Regions from separate parts of the Homo sapiens genome. Here region 2 is linked to region 1. The links are chromatin contacts, found by Hi-C or POLR2A ChIA-PET in ENCODE. All regions are on one chromosome and are shown on one strand. The core of a region is the stretch at or near the end of the contact, and the rest is flanking DNA. Distances in the headings are between cores, read along the strand shown.

Region 1 (6,537 bases), core at 3,867-6,366:
CAAGTGATTCTCCTGCCTCAGCCTCCCTAGTAGCTGGGACCACAGGTGCCACCGCCACGCCTGTTGAGTTTTTGTATTTTTAGTAGAAAGCCATGTTGGCCAGGCTTGTCTCGAGCTCCTGGCCTTAAGTGATCCTCCTGCCTCTGTGTCCCAAAGTGCTGGGATTACAGGCGTGAGCCACCACACCCGGCCCTTTCTTTCTCTTTTTAAATATAATTTTGTCATCTTTCTTCTAGACAATAGATTATCCCTTTAAAACATTTTTCTTGTAAGACATTTACTTTTGTTAAATGGTGAAAAGTTAACAGTTTCTTATCTAGATTTATAAAGATTTTTTAAAAATTTCAACTTTTATTTTAGATACAGGGGTACATATGCAGGTTTATTACATAAATGGACTGCACCCAGGTCATGAGCATAGTACCCAATAGGTAGTTTTTCACCTCATTCCCTCCCACCCTCTCCCATCTAGTAGTCTGCAGTGTCTGTTGTTCCCATGTTTATGTCTATGTATGTTCAATATTTAGCTCCCACTTTTAAGTGAGAACATGCAGCATTTGGTTTTCTGTTCCTGCATTAACTCACTTAGGATTATGGCCTCCAGCTCCATCCATGTTGCTGCAAAGGACATGATTCATTCTTGTTTATGTCTGTGGAATATTCCATGGTGTATATGTTCTACATTTTCTTTATTCAGTCCATCATTTATTGGCACCTAAGTCAATTCCATGGCTTTGCTATTGTGAGTAGCATGGCAATGAACATATGAGTGCATGTGTCTTTTTGGTATAATAATTTATTTTCCTTTGGGCATATACCCAATAATGGGATTTCTGGGTCGAATGGTAGCTCTGTTTTAAATTCTCTGAGAAGTCGCCAAACTGCTTTCCACAGTGGCTGATCTAATTTACATTCCCACCAACAGTGTATAGGTATTCCGTTTTCTCTGCAGCCTTGCCAGCATCTGTTTTTTTTTTTTTTTTTACTTTTTAGTAATGGTCATTCTGAATGGCGTGAGATAGTGTCTCATGGTGGTTTTGATTTCCATTTCTCTGATGATTAGTGATGATGAACTTTTTTTTTTTTTTGAGATGGAGTCTCGCTTTGTTGCTCAAGCTGGAATGCAGTGACGCGATCTTAGCTCACTGCAACCTCCACCTCCCAGGTAGGTGGGTTCAAATGATTCTCCCACCTTAGCCGCCCAAGTAGCTGGGATTACAAGTGCGCCACCACACCCTGCTAATTTTTTTTTTGTATTTTTAGTAGAGATGGGGTTCCACCATGTTGACTAGGCTGGTCTCTAACTCCTGACCTCAAGTGATCCTCCTGCCCAGGCCTCTCAAAGTGCTGGGATGACAGGCATGAGCCATCGCACCCAGCCAGATGAGCATTTCTTCATATGTTTGTTGGCCACTTGCATGTCTTCTGAGAAGTGTCTGTTTAGGTCCTCTGCCCATTTTTTAATGAGGTTATTTGGTTTTTGCTTGTTGATTAGTTTAATTTCCTTATAGAGTCTGGATATTAGACTTTTTTCAGATGCATAGTTTGCAAATATTTTCTCCCGTTCCCTAGATTGTCTATTTACTCTGTTGATAGTTTCTTTTGCTGTGTAAAAGCTCTTTAGTTTAATTAGGTTCCACTCATCAACTTTGTTTTGGTTTCAATTGTTTTTATTTCCCTCTCATTTCTGAAGGCTTTTTTCAAGGAGGCCCTTCCATAATCCTAACTTCCATGTGCTTCTGTCACCTGACCACCATTATCCACCCACTAACATCCATGCAAAAAGGGTGTGCAGTGGCAGCAGGGTAACTCTTGGGACCCCAATGAGCTTTGTGCATTTTCACTTCTCAGCCTGTGTGTGCTCTCCCTCTCCTTCTCCCTCCTTCCTTGGAAGGTCTTCTCCATCCTCTCTTTACCCCAAACCACATCTACATCTCCAGGATCCCTCTTCCGTGAAGGTCTCATCCATCCCATGCTGATCTCCCCACTTTGAACTCCCTTTGCTCTTATGAGGCATTACAGATTGCTGGATATTTAAAGGCATGGTCTTTGGTGTCGGACAGCCTGGAATAAAATCCTGGCAAATGATTTAAACTTTATGTGGGTTGGTTTCCTTACCCCTAAAGTGGCAATAATTATAGTACCTACTTAATAAAGTTGTTTTGAGGATTCAACAACATGATTTATATAAAGCATTTAGCACAGTCGTTGGAACAGAGTAAACACTCAATACACTGCCACTATTACTATCCTGATCAGTATTATCAGTAAAGAGATTACTTGATACTTCTTTATTGCTTGTATCGGATTGGGCCTCATCTTCCTAGGTAGATAGCTTCTTATATTCAGGGACTGTGTCCCATGTTTCTTTGCTGCAACCCTTGCATTCATTGCCTTATATACTCCCTGAACATGGCAAGTACACCACAACTTCTTATTGCTTGATCAGTCTTGTCTAGTATTAAGAAATAAAACCGATCTTTGGTTAATTTTTAGTAAAGCCACATAGACACTGATTGAGGATGCCATTGCCATGTGCCAAGAATATCTACAAAGCTTTCTGATTAGAGACAGTGGCCCATTCAGAATTCACAGAGTAGCCTGTCTGACTGTAATATACATTTTATTTAATTTTTTGAGACAGGGTCTCGTTGTTGCCCAGGCTGGAGTGCAGTGGTGTGATCTCGGCTAACTGCAGCCTCGACCTCCTGGGCTCAAATGACCCTTGCACCTCAGCCTTCCATGTAGCTGGGACTACAGGCATGCACCACCACACCCATCACACTTGGCTAATTTGTGTAATTGTTCTTTTTAGAGATGGGGTTTTGCCGTGTTGTCCAGGCTGGTCTCAAACTCCTGAGCTCAAGTGATTTGCCTGCCTCAGCCTCCCAAAGAGCTAAGGTTATAGGTGTGGGCCACTGTGCCTGATTATAATATACATTTTATTAAAACAAAGAGTTCATATCCTTTTTAAAGTTTATTTTTTTTTACTGTAAGTTCTGGGGTACATGTGTAGAATGTGCAGGTTTGTTACATAGGTACACACGTGCCATGGTGGTTTGCTACACCCATCAGCCTGTCATCTACATTAGGTATTTGTCCTAATGCTATCCCTCCCCTAGTCCCCCACCCCCCGCAACAGGCTCCAGTATGTTATGTTCCCCTCCCTGTGTCCATGTGTTCTCATTGTTCAACTCCCACTTATGAGTGAGAACATGAAAGTGTTTGGTTTTCTGTTCCTGTGTTAGTTTCCTGAGAATGATGGTTTCCAGCTTCATCCATGTCCCTGCAAAGGACATGAACTCATCCTTTTTTATGGCTGCATAGTATTCCATGGTGTCTATGTCCATTCTATCCATTCTTTATCCAGTCTATCATTGATGGGCATTTGGGTTGGTTCCAAGACTTTGCTATTGTGAGTAGGGCTGCAATAAACATACGCATGCATGTGTCTTCATAGTAGAATGATTTATAATCCTTTGGGTATATACCCAGTAACGGGATTACTGGGTCAAATGGTATTTCTGGTTCTAGATCCTTGAGGAATCACCACACTGTCTTCCACAGTGGTTGAACTAAATTACACTCCCACCAACAGTGTAAAAGCATTCCTATTTCTCCACATGCTCTCCAGCATCTGTTGCAAAACAAACAGTTTATTTCCTATACAATTTGCTCATTGTCTATAACATTGGGAAATAAAGGAGAAAAGTGTGACAAGTGACTAAATAATTTCAGTGATGACTAGGACATTTGTGAAGTTTATCAGCCAACAAAACATAATAAAATTGAGTTGGTCCCTAGTCTCCCAAATATCCCCTCTCTGCAGCTCTGGAGGGCTGTGACGTCAACGAGGAATAATGGCTCGCGTCCACGGTTCTGGTTGTTTTCTCCTTCAGTTTTCACAATTCTTTTTTTTTTTTTTTTTTTTTAAGTGCTAACCTGCTTTCTTTCTCTCTGCCAGGGGTGGATGTGATTACAAAGCTCTTCTCAGCCTCAGGTAAAGATTATTGTTACCTGTGGTCCTGAGAGACCTGGCTCTATTTCTCAAACCTTTTGTATGTGTGCTGGGAAACCCTAGGGTTAAATGTCACTTCTCTAGAGAGCTGGGGGAACTTTCACCACCACAAAGTGGCCTAATCCCACGCTCTGTCTGAGGGTTTCTCTGGAGTCCCTCTGCTGGCCATGAGAAACAAGAGCAGAAAGCAGTTCTTTAGAATAAGAAACCCAGAATTTTGTATTTGAAAGTGATACATAGAGATGTAGAGAGGCAAGACTTTTCCTGCTCAGCAAAGGGAAGTCACACTCAGGTTATGATCTAAAGCAGTGAGACTAGGTGCAAAATCAAAATTAATTTAATACAGGGTACTGGAAAAAAATAATTCCTTTGAGGAATAACTGGAATGTACAACTAATGTTTGGTTTTTAGAACAAGGCTGGAAGGCATGTTCCTTACCCACAAATACTCCGCCTTTCCCCCAGGTTGCTTTGGTCTGGTCTAATTCATGAGTCAGATTACCAAGGTATCATACAAATAGACAGACGCCATACAGATACCAAACTGAACCGATGGAATCAGACACTTGAGTGTGCGCAATTGATGCAGCACTCTGATTACGGACTGGGCTTTGTGGTCCATTGGCCCTGGGTTTCATTAACTGTCCAGGCTCCCTCCAGAGACTCAGGGCATGTTTTGTTGCTGTGGGTGGTGCTCTTGCTCTATCAAAGGGACCGCAAGAGAGTATGCGCTTCAGATGATGACCAGTATAGGTGCTGAAGGACTTCTTATACAAAAAGAAGCAGCTCCTGGTGTTTGTCACCAAAAGGATGAGAAAAAGAGAAATGAAAATCAACCACATATGCAACAATGTCATATCTTCTCGACTCATTTTCTGATCAAACGAAAATGAAAATAAAATCCATGCACTATACAATGACTTAGAAATATCTACCAGCCCAGAGAAGTAGATAAAGAGTGAAAATATTTCAAAGGAGATGGATGAGAAATAGATGGCACTTGGTGGAAAGTCCTGACAATACAGCAAAGGAGAAACTGGTCACTTGTGTTTAGGAAAGGGCAATGTACTGAGGGGCCTTGGCCATCCCTGAGGTGCAATGCATGACAGCAGCCAGTGGGGGTCAGAGGTGCTCCATGGCTTAGAGCGCCTTTAACCCTCAGCCTGCAAATCCTGCGCACAGGAGACCAGCTGGACCTCCTTTGGAGCTGGTACTTCCCTCCAGGCAGAGCAGAACTGTGAAAACATAGGAGGTGGTTGATCTCATATGCTTTACCACAAGCGCACTTTTGACTTCAAGACAGTTTGCTGATTTTATTTTTTCTTTCACTTATTCTCTTCCCGTTTCTCTTGTTCCCAGCAAAAACCTCTCTGTTGATCATGGATACAGGACAGTCATCTCTCTGAGTTAAGCATGTGAACACCCAAAATCAAGGACTATAGCCTGTTTCCTGAACCCTTATCTCTCTAGGGTACAGAACTTTTTTTAAGTCACTGGCAGTTTGGAGACAATGCTTAAGTGGGTGGGTGGTTCTGGTTGGTTTATAGGTACACACGGGCATCCGGGCTGGAGGTGGCTCACACAAGCTCATGAGAGCCAGTTGTGTAATCTCTTCCCTGCCCCTAGTTAAGTGATGTCATGTTGGTAGCTTGATGTTGGCCATGGTGGGAGTATTTATGCTACAAAAATGGCCATTTACTGCAAATCAGGACTACCCCTCTCCCTGCAGCACCCCAGAAAGCTGGTTGTTAAATACAATGAGTACACCAATGGCCCCAGGGCAGGTTTAAGAGTCAGAGAAGGTATAAATTGCTGGTCAGGCCTGGTGGCTCATGCCTATAATCCCAACAGTTTGGGAGAGTGAGGTGGGAGGATCACTTGAGCCCAGGAGTTTGAGACCAGTCTGGGCAACATAGTGGGACCCCATCTCTACAAAAAAATTGGCTGGGTGTGGTGGCACACACCGGCTACTAGGGAGGCTGAGGCAGGAAGATCACTTGAGCCCTTGAGGTTGCAGTGAGCCATGATTGTGCCACTGCACTCCAGCCTGAGTGACAGAGCAAGACCCTGTCTCAAAAAAAAAAAAAAAAATTACTTAGCCTCATGTATGTTCATGTTCAGGCCACAATGCATCTAGTGAAAAGAAAAAGGAGCAGTGTTTGATTAGCTGAGAGGATCTTCCAGTATGAACCATTCCAGAAACTATAGTCAACAATCCTTTAAAGATGCCTTTCCTATTAAGGGCAAGCAAGAAATTAAATAAAATTTTTGTTTGTAATTTTTAACAGTTGAATTGCAGTACTAAGTGGCTCATGAAGCCATGCAACATCTTTTTCCTTTCAATTTTGAGCCTTAGGAAAAATGTGAGCTTTCTTAGAAAGCTTGTAACATCAGATTTATCGTTTTTATGAAGCAAAAATCCAGAATAAAAACAGTGGCCACCAGGAACCATTGAACAATACATGTTTGCTCATGTCATGTTCATGTACAACTCATGGATTTAAAGGCATAAAGTTAGCT
Region 2 (6,397 bases), core at 3,458-5,957, 250 kb after region 1:
TCACCCTCACACATGTTCCTCCCTTCTGAGCTAATAATACAATACATTCTTCCCACCAACAGAGCCTGCAGTGATCTTCAATTCCGCACCCCCACCCCACCTCCTCCGCCGCTCTCTCTCCCTCTCTCTCTCTCTCTCCCTCTCTCTGTCTCTCTCTTTTTCTCAACTCAGCCACTGGTCACTAGGGATTGTGGTATCATCCTCTTAAATAGTGTATTCTCTCAAAGTAGCCCTACTTCTCCCACCTTAATATTTCATCTCAGATCTTCACTGTTTCACATATTTTATAGCATAATAAACAGCGTTTAAAGCTGAGTGATCTGTGCTCCACACTGTGGAGGGCTTGGCTCTGTCCTTTCTCTGGTTACACCGCTAACCACAAGTCAAGAAGTCCATAGGACCTACAGGACATTGCCACCATGGGCCCACACACCCCAATTCCAGGCCATGTTTCCATACCTAGAACTGTGGATTCCCTGTCCAAATGGCCTGAGCCTGCTTCCAGGGCTGACGTGGGACTCTCCCACAGATCCATGCCCCCACGTGTATTCTCCATTGCTGGAGTGCATGCCTGTAGGCTTGAAAGTGGCAACAGGTGGCTGTTTGCAGCGGGGAGGGACAGAGGCTGGACGGAGGAGTCAGATAGTTCATATGCACATGTGTGCAGAATTTCTTGTGGTTCTAGATGGAGCTGGGGTGTCAGGCAGAGGGAGAACAGGGGTAAGCTGTGACTACTTTCAGTCTTTCTCCCAGCCCCATGAATGCTGGGGAAGAGGGTTCTGGTTATGAAGCATCTTTTATACACCAAGTACAAAGCTAAATAATGGGAATTAAAGATGAACCAGACATACTCATTGCCCTCCAGAAGCTCAGGAACAGACAAGAAGGGGAGCCATTATAAAATGAGATGAAATCCATTTTCATAAAGGCATGTTTGAAGAGCTGTGTGGGGTGGCAGGGTCAATCCCTGCCAGATAATAGGGAAAGACTTCTCGCATGGGAGAACATTTGACCTGAAATTTGAAGCTTGAGAGTAAGTTTGCCAAACCTGAGAAAGCCACTGTCAGCAAAGAAAACAGCAAACATTCAAAGAACCATGGGCGGCTTAGTGGGCTGGAAGCTCTGGGAGAGGTGGCTGGAAAGGCATCAGGACTGTCATGAAGGGGCTTGTGGGGTTTGCTTAGGAGCTTCTACTTCATCCCAAAGGCCATGGGGAAGCTTTATGCATTTAAAGTTGGGGACTCAGTGGGTATTAGCCACACGTTTGAAAGATTTCTCTGGACTAGCCTCTTAAGGGGTTTCCTCTTCTCCAGCATCCACACCCCTCACTGAGAGTCCAGCCATCACCCTGCTGCCAATCTCAACCTTCTGAAACCCACATTGGATGCTGTCACTCTTCTGCTTCTTCCCATTGCCTCCAGGTGAGAGCCGCATTTCCACTCCCTTTCTGTCCAGCCCCTCTCCTGCCTGCTCAGTCTCTGCCATGTGCTTCTTCTGTTGCAGACATACCCCATCGCTGGCCCCACCCCAAATACACCACACTTTCAGATTACTCTGCACCAATGCTCTTCTCCAAATTGCCAGCCTGAATAAGTCCTTATCTTTCAGGCAGTATAGTGGAGAGAAAAGAGCACAGATTTTACATACAGATTGATCAGGGGTGTAGTCCTGGTTCTGCCACTTCCTGGCTCTGTAATGTTCAGCAGGCCACTGAAACTCTGAGCTTTGGCTGCCAAACCTCTCTAAGGGACATAACACCCACTTTTCGAGGCTACTGTGAGGATTAAATGCAATAACAGAGGTAAGTGTGTGGCGTGAGCACAGCAGACTGCACCTGGAGTGAGCCTGCTGGACCCACAAGCCTGCTGGACTTCAGCTTTCCCCGCAACAGACCCCTGCTGCGCTTCCCAGTATGTACATCTGGAATCTGTCTTAGTTCCTTGCTCTAACCCAGCCTGGTTCCTGCCACATTCTTCACACCAAGGGAGGCCCTGCTCCCCAAGCCCCAGCCATTGCCTGGTGTCCTGCTGCAAACCCAGGGGATCCCTGGAGGCCACGATGCTGCCATTTGCCCGCACTCCAGCCCCTCTCCACCACCATGTCAGCCCCTGCCAGAGATGGATGCTGACACCCATGGATCCGAGCTCATTGCATTGTTTGGATGTAATTTTGATTTCATTGCTATTCACCTACAAAGTTGCCTAGCTCCTAAGCCCAAGTTCTGCCTTTTTCCACCTTATTCGCATCTTCCCATCAGCTAGCAAAGGATGGCTTTGAAATCTGTGCCTTATACACTGTACAATAAGTCCCATGGCTTATGACCATAACTAAGGTGATTATGTAATTTATTATCTAAATCATTACTTTTTGAGACTGAAAGGGCACAATCAGAGTTAACTAAATGTGTGGTCATTCAACCCATAACCCAGATAGCATTGGTCACTGGGGAGATGCAAGAGTGAGCCCAAGAAAGAAATTTTTGTCTTCATCTATCTCCTCTATGGGCTGTGCCTATGTTGCCTTCAGCTGTAGAGACGTCACTTGTAATTTTAGTTTGTTCTCATCAGCCCGCTCTGTTGTTATGGTTCACCTAGGGAAGCATCCAGCCACTAAGAAATAGAAGGGAGAACAATGCTTCACTGCCTGCCATGCCTGAGGCGCAGAGCGGCTGTTGGCTGCTCTGCCAGGAGCTCTGCAGGGACATGGCAGCCGTGCTCCGTGTGGGTGGGAAAGGTGGCAGCATTTTGCGGTGCTCGTCATTCTTATTTGACAACTGTTTGGGGTTTTAGAAACTCTTGGCATTGGTTTATAACACCCCACCCACCCTGTCTCGGTAACTACCATTTGCCCTCCCTACAAGAGGTCATGCCAATTCTGAGATGAGGCAAGGCAGGCTCAGCAGCCCTGGCTGGCTCCCACTCTGACACCTAAAGAGCTTTGTCTTGCCTCTGGTCAGACTCACAACTTCCTGTACCCCTCAGAATCAAGCCCTTATGAGGGGGTTCAAGTGCCAGAATGCTGACTTCCCACAGACTGGCAATGGAAATGCTTTCAGAAAGCATATTGAGTTAACATGATTTTTAGTCATTTGCATCATTATGAGAGAATCTGTGGGTGTGTGCCTTAGAGAGTGTGAACACATTTATTCTGGCGTTTGATAATATATTGCCATTTAAAGGAAATTCCCTTCAGCTCTTTTATTTCACCATCATGTATGGCCTTGAGCTAGCCCGCCATATGAACCTCCTAGGAGTAGGGTGAAATGGAGAAAGGAACCAGGACCAAGTTACCCTGTATACGTGACAGAGATAATGGAGGAGGGGGTACAAAAGTGCCCACTGAGGGGCTCAAATAATACTCTTTAAAGTCTCCCTGCAGGGCAGGGCATGGCAGCTCATGCCTGTAATCCCAGCACTTTGGGAGGCCGAGGCAGGCAGATCACGAGGTCAGGAGTTCAAGACCAGCCTGGGCAACATGGTGAAACTCCATCTGTACTAAAAATACAAAAATTAGCCGGGCGTGGTGGCAGGTGCCTGTAATCCCAGCTACTCGGGAGGCTGAGGCAGGAGGATCGCTTGAAACCAGAAGGCAGAGATTGCAGTGAACCGAGAGCGCACCACTGCACTCCAGCCTGGGTGAAAGAGCGAAACTCCATCTCAAAAAAAAAAAAAAAAGAGTCTCCCTGTATTGTGCCCCCACCTCAACTTTGAGAATTACCATTATATTTGTTTAAGTCCTCCTAAAACTAGTAATTATTGAGCGATTGCTTTGTACCAGCAGTTCCTAACCCACATAATCACCATGTGAGCAGGCACTGTGGTCCTCACTTTACGGATGTGAACACAATGGCCCACAGACCTTAAAACAGTTCCCCAAGAGCACACGCTAGTAAGAGGTAGCTCAGAGCCAGGTCTCTTGGCTTTGAAATCTGTGCCTTATACATTGCACAATAGTCCTCTCAATTTTATGCTGCAGACCTTAGCCACAACGGAGAGATTCAGTTCTGTGTGTGGTCCATTTATCATAATGACTGTCATCTCGGGTAGAATAGACAAGGACAAAATGTATACTGCCTACCTTTTTGAAAAAGAAGTATATTTGGTTGTTCTGGGATAAGGGATGGGGAAGAGAGTGAAAGCATTCAAATTAAATTATAAGGATATGATAGGCCAATTTAAAGATAATCAAAGTCTTTGGGTTTTCATTATTTTATTTTGCTTGGATTATTCTTGAATTGGCTGGAACTCCAAATCATGCTTAGAATTAATTCCCCAAATCTTGCATTTAGGAAAATGGCCTCAGAATGCAATTAATAAAATGGCAAATTTTAATTCATCATTCTAAATTCTCCATTACTTCAAACACATATTTCAGGCAGATTTGATATATAGGTATTTGAAATTACTAGGAGTCATAAAACAAGGCATTAAGTCTGGAATCTGGAATTTTCCCTTTAGAATAAACCTGCATTCGATGATTATTCCTACATGAAACTGTGCTATTGCAGCCCTTGCTCCATTATTCAACTTTGTAAATAGGGTAGATGGAATCATAGGAAGCAGTGCTGACAGTTACTAAAGTGTAGTTGGAGGCCTTTACAAGTTTAATAAAACGCAGGGGAAAGGGGAAGAAAAAGAATGGGGTTTGCCCTGGAAAGGAGATTCCAGGGTCAGGAGACAATTGTGTAACTTTCTGAGTTCTGCCCTCCCTGGGCCAGGCCAGGTCACTTGGCCAATTCTTGCCAAAACTTTTCAACCCAGTGACTCAGGAACTGGACTTTTCCATTCTAGCCTGTGGGAATGTGGCTGTGATTTTATAACTGAAGTCCACAGAACAATGGGATTTGCCTTTTGAAAAATTGCTTTTCAGACACCAGTACTGCAAAACACCTACTTCTACTGGCTCACCAGTGGAGCTCTTAAAACTTTTTAAAAACACTCAGTTCTTGGGTGAACAACACACCCAGCCTCTCCCCAATAACTAGAAAAAAAGGTCAGCATCCTCCACATTTGAAGGTCAAAGTCCTGGTCAAAGATGCTGTTTTGAGTCACCCATGGATAATGGCCAATTTGATAGAAGATATAGAAACAAACAAACAAACAAACAAAGACCATGTAAATCAAGCTTGCCTTTAGATGTTTGGCCTAGAATAGGGAGTATAGCTTAGTGCCTAAAAACTTGGACTGTGAAGAGAGACAGGTCTGGGTTCCAATCTCAACCACATAGGCAAGTTATTTAAACTCTATAAACCTTAGTTTCCCATCTGTAAAATGAAGATGTCGATTGTACTAACATATATTTGTTATGAGGATTACATTTTTAAAAATTCACACAAAATACCTGACATAGGGGAAATAATAAAATCATATTGTATAGACAGAAGCATGCTAAATAGAGGATTCTTGTGTCCACTGAATGCAGGTGCTACTGTGTGAGGCAGACTCAAATGGCCTCTCAAGTGGCTGGCTTGCTTGCCTCTTTCTCTGCCTTCTTACAGGAAAGCAATTCCTAATGCCTGACATGGCTTGAAAAAAGCTGACAGGGAACAGCCTCCAGATATAACTGAGCAGGAAGCTAGAAACAGCAATCCCTGCACATTCTGCTAAACTCAAGTTTGAGGGAAGTCTGGTGGTGCATCCTGGCTTGGACTAGGGAAAAGCAACTGGCCAAGATCATGGTCGAGCCACCAATTATCACCTCCTCTGAGGAACGCACACCCTTTTTTAAGTAATCAACCAATTAAAATTTTAAACTCAGGAATCTTTCTCTTAAAACATACAGATTTTTATTACAATTTCAAAAACATCCAAGACAATTATTTATAGCCTAAATGCAATTATTTATAGCCTTGTAAAAATATGGGCCAGATGAATAGAAAAGACGGCTGGTTTTGTTCATTTGTTTTTACTCTCTCACTGCACCACTATGTGGTTTAGAGTTACTGCATTTTGTTGTTAGCAACTGGATAATTTCCAACCGGTTATAAGAATCGAACCTGTTTGGTTTATCACACACAGACACACACACAGAGTTGTGTATATAAATACAATCTAAATGTCCCCTCAATGGGTAAACAGGAGTTGAAACAGTTGGAATATTCATTACTATGGGTAAGTTAGAATTGTATGAACGTGGGCAGAAAATTTTCCTTCCCTGGGTCTTGGGTTTTTGAAATATAAATAAATGCACCTAATTATGCTTACAGATTGTTTCATTCACCTAGCGGTGTTTTAAAAATGTGAATGTGAATGACTTTTCTAAGCACTCACTTCCTAGTTCCCTAATATCACCCAGCTGCCTGCTTCTCACATTTGCTTCTCTTCTTGGTGCCTGGAAGCATTTGGGCTTGCAGACCCTGCATGAGATGATTTAGGCTTCCTCTAACTTCCAGACTCTG

The links. Hi-C counts contacts between places; a loop is a spot of excess contacts on that map. ChIA-PET counts read pairs that join two places held with the same protein, here RNA polymerase II (POLR2A). Pooled maps may share reads with other maps.
Region 2: a map of mammary epithelial cell shows a loop between it and region 1 (4-fold over the local background). The contact joins two enhancer-like sites. A Hi-C loop is called at or near these places in 1 of 168 maps with a recorded cell type or tissue (mammary epithelial cell), 1 of 37 single-sample maps with no recorded cell type and 5 of 50 pooled maps. POLR2A ChIA-PET finds 5 or more read pairs at or near these places in 1 of 52 experiments (activated T-cell).

Annotation. Positions count from the first base shown.
Region 1 is chr5:56,265,580-56,272,116 of GRCh38, forward strand. No RefSeq gene overlaps it. Among named protein-coding and RNA genes, the nearest start is that of ANKRD55, 36 kb to the left of the region's middle. Within about 2 kb of position 5,117, at least 5 of the 41 ENCODE cell types and tissues checked have a DNase peak (open chromatin) inside an H3K27ac peak, as active enhancers do.
Region 2 is chr5:56,518,429-56,524,825 of GRCh38, forward strand. The region is part of intron 4 of C5orf67 (chromosome 5 putative open reading frame 67); the gene reads right to left. Among named protein-coding and RNA genes, the nearest start is that of LINC01948, 40 kb to the left of the region's middle. Within about 2 kb of position 4,708, at least 7 of the 41 ENCODE cell types and tissues checked have a DNase peak (open chromatin) inside an H3K27ac peak, as active enhancers do.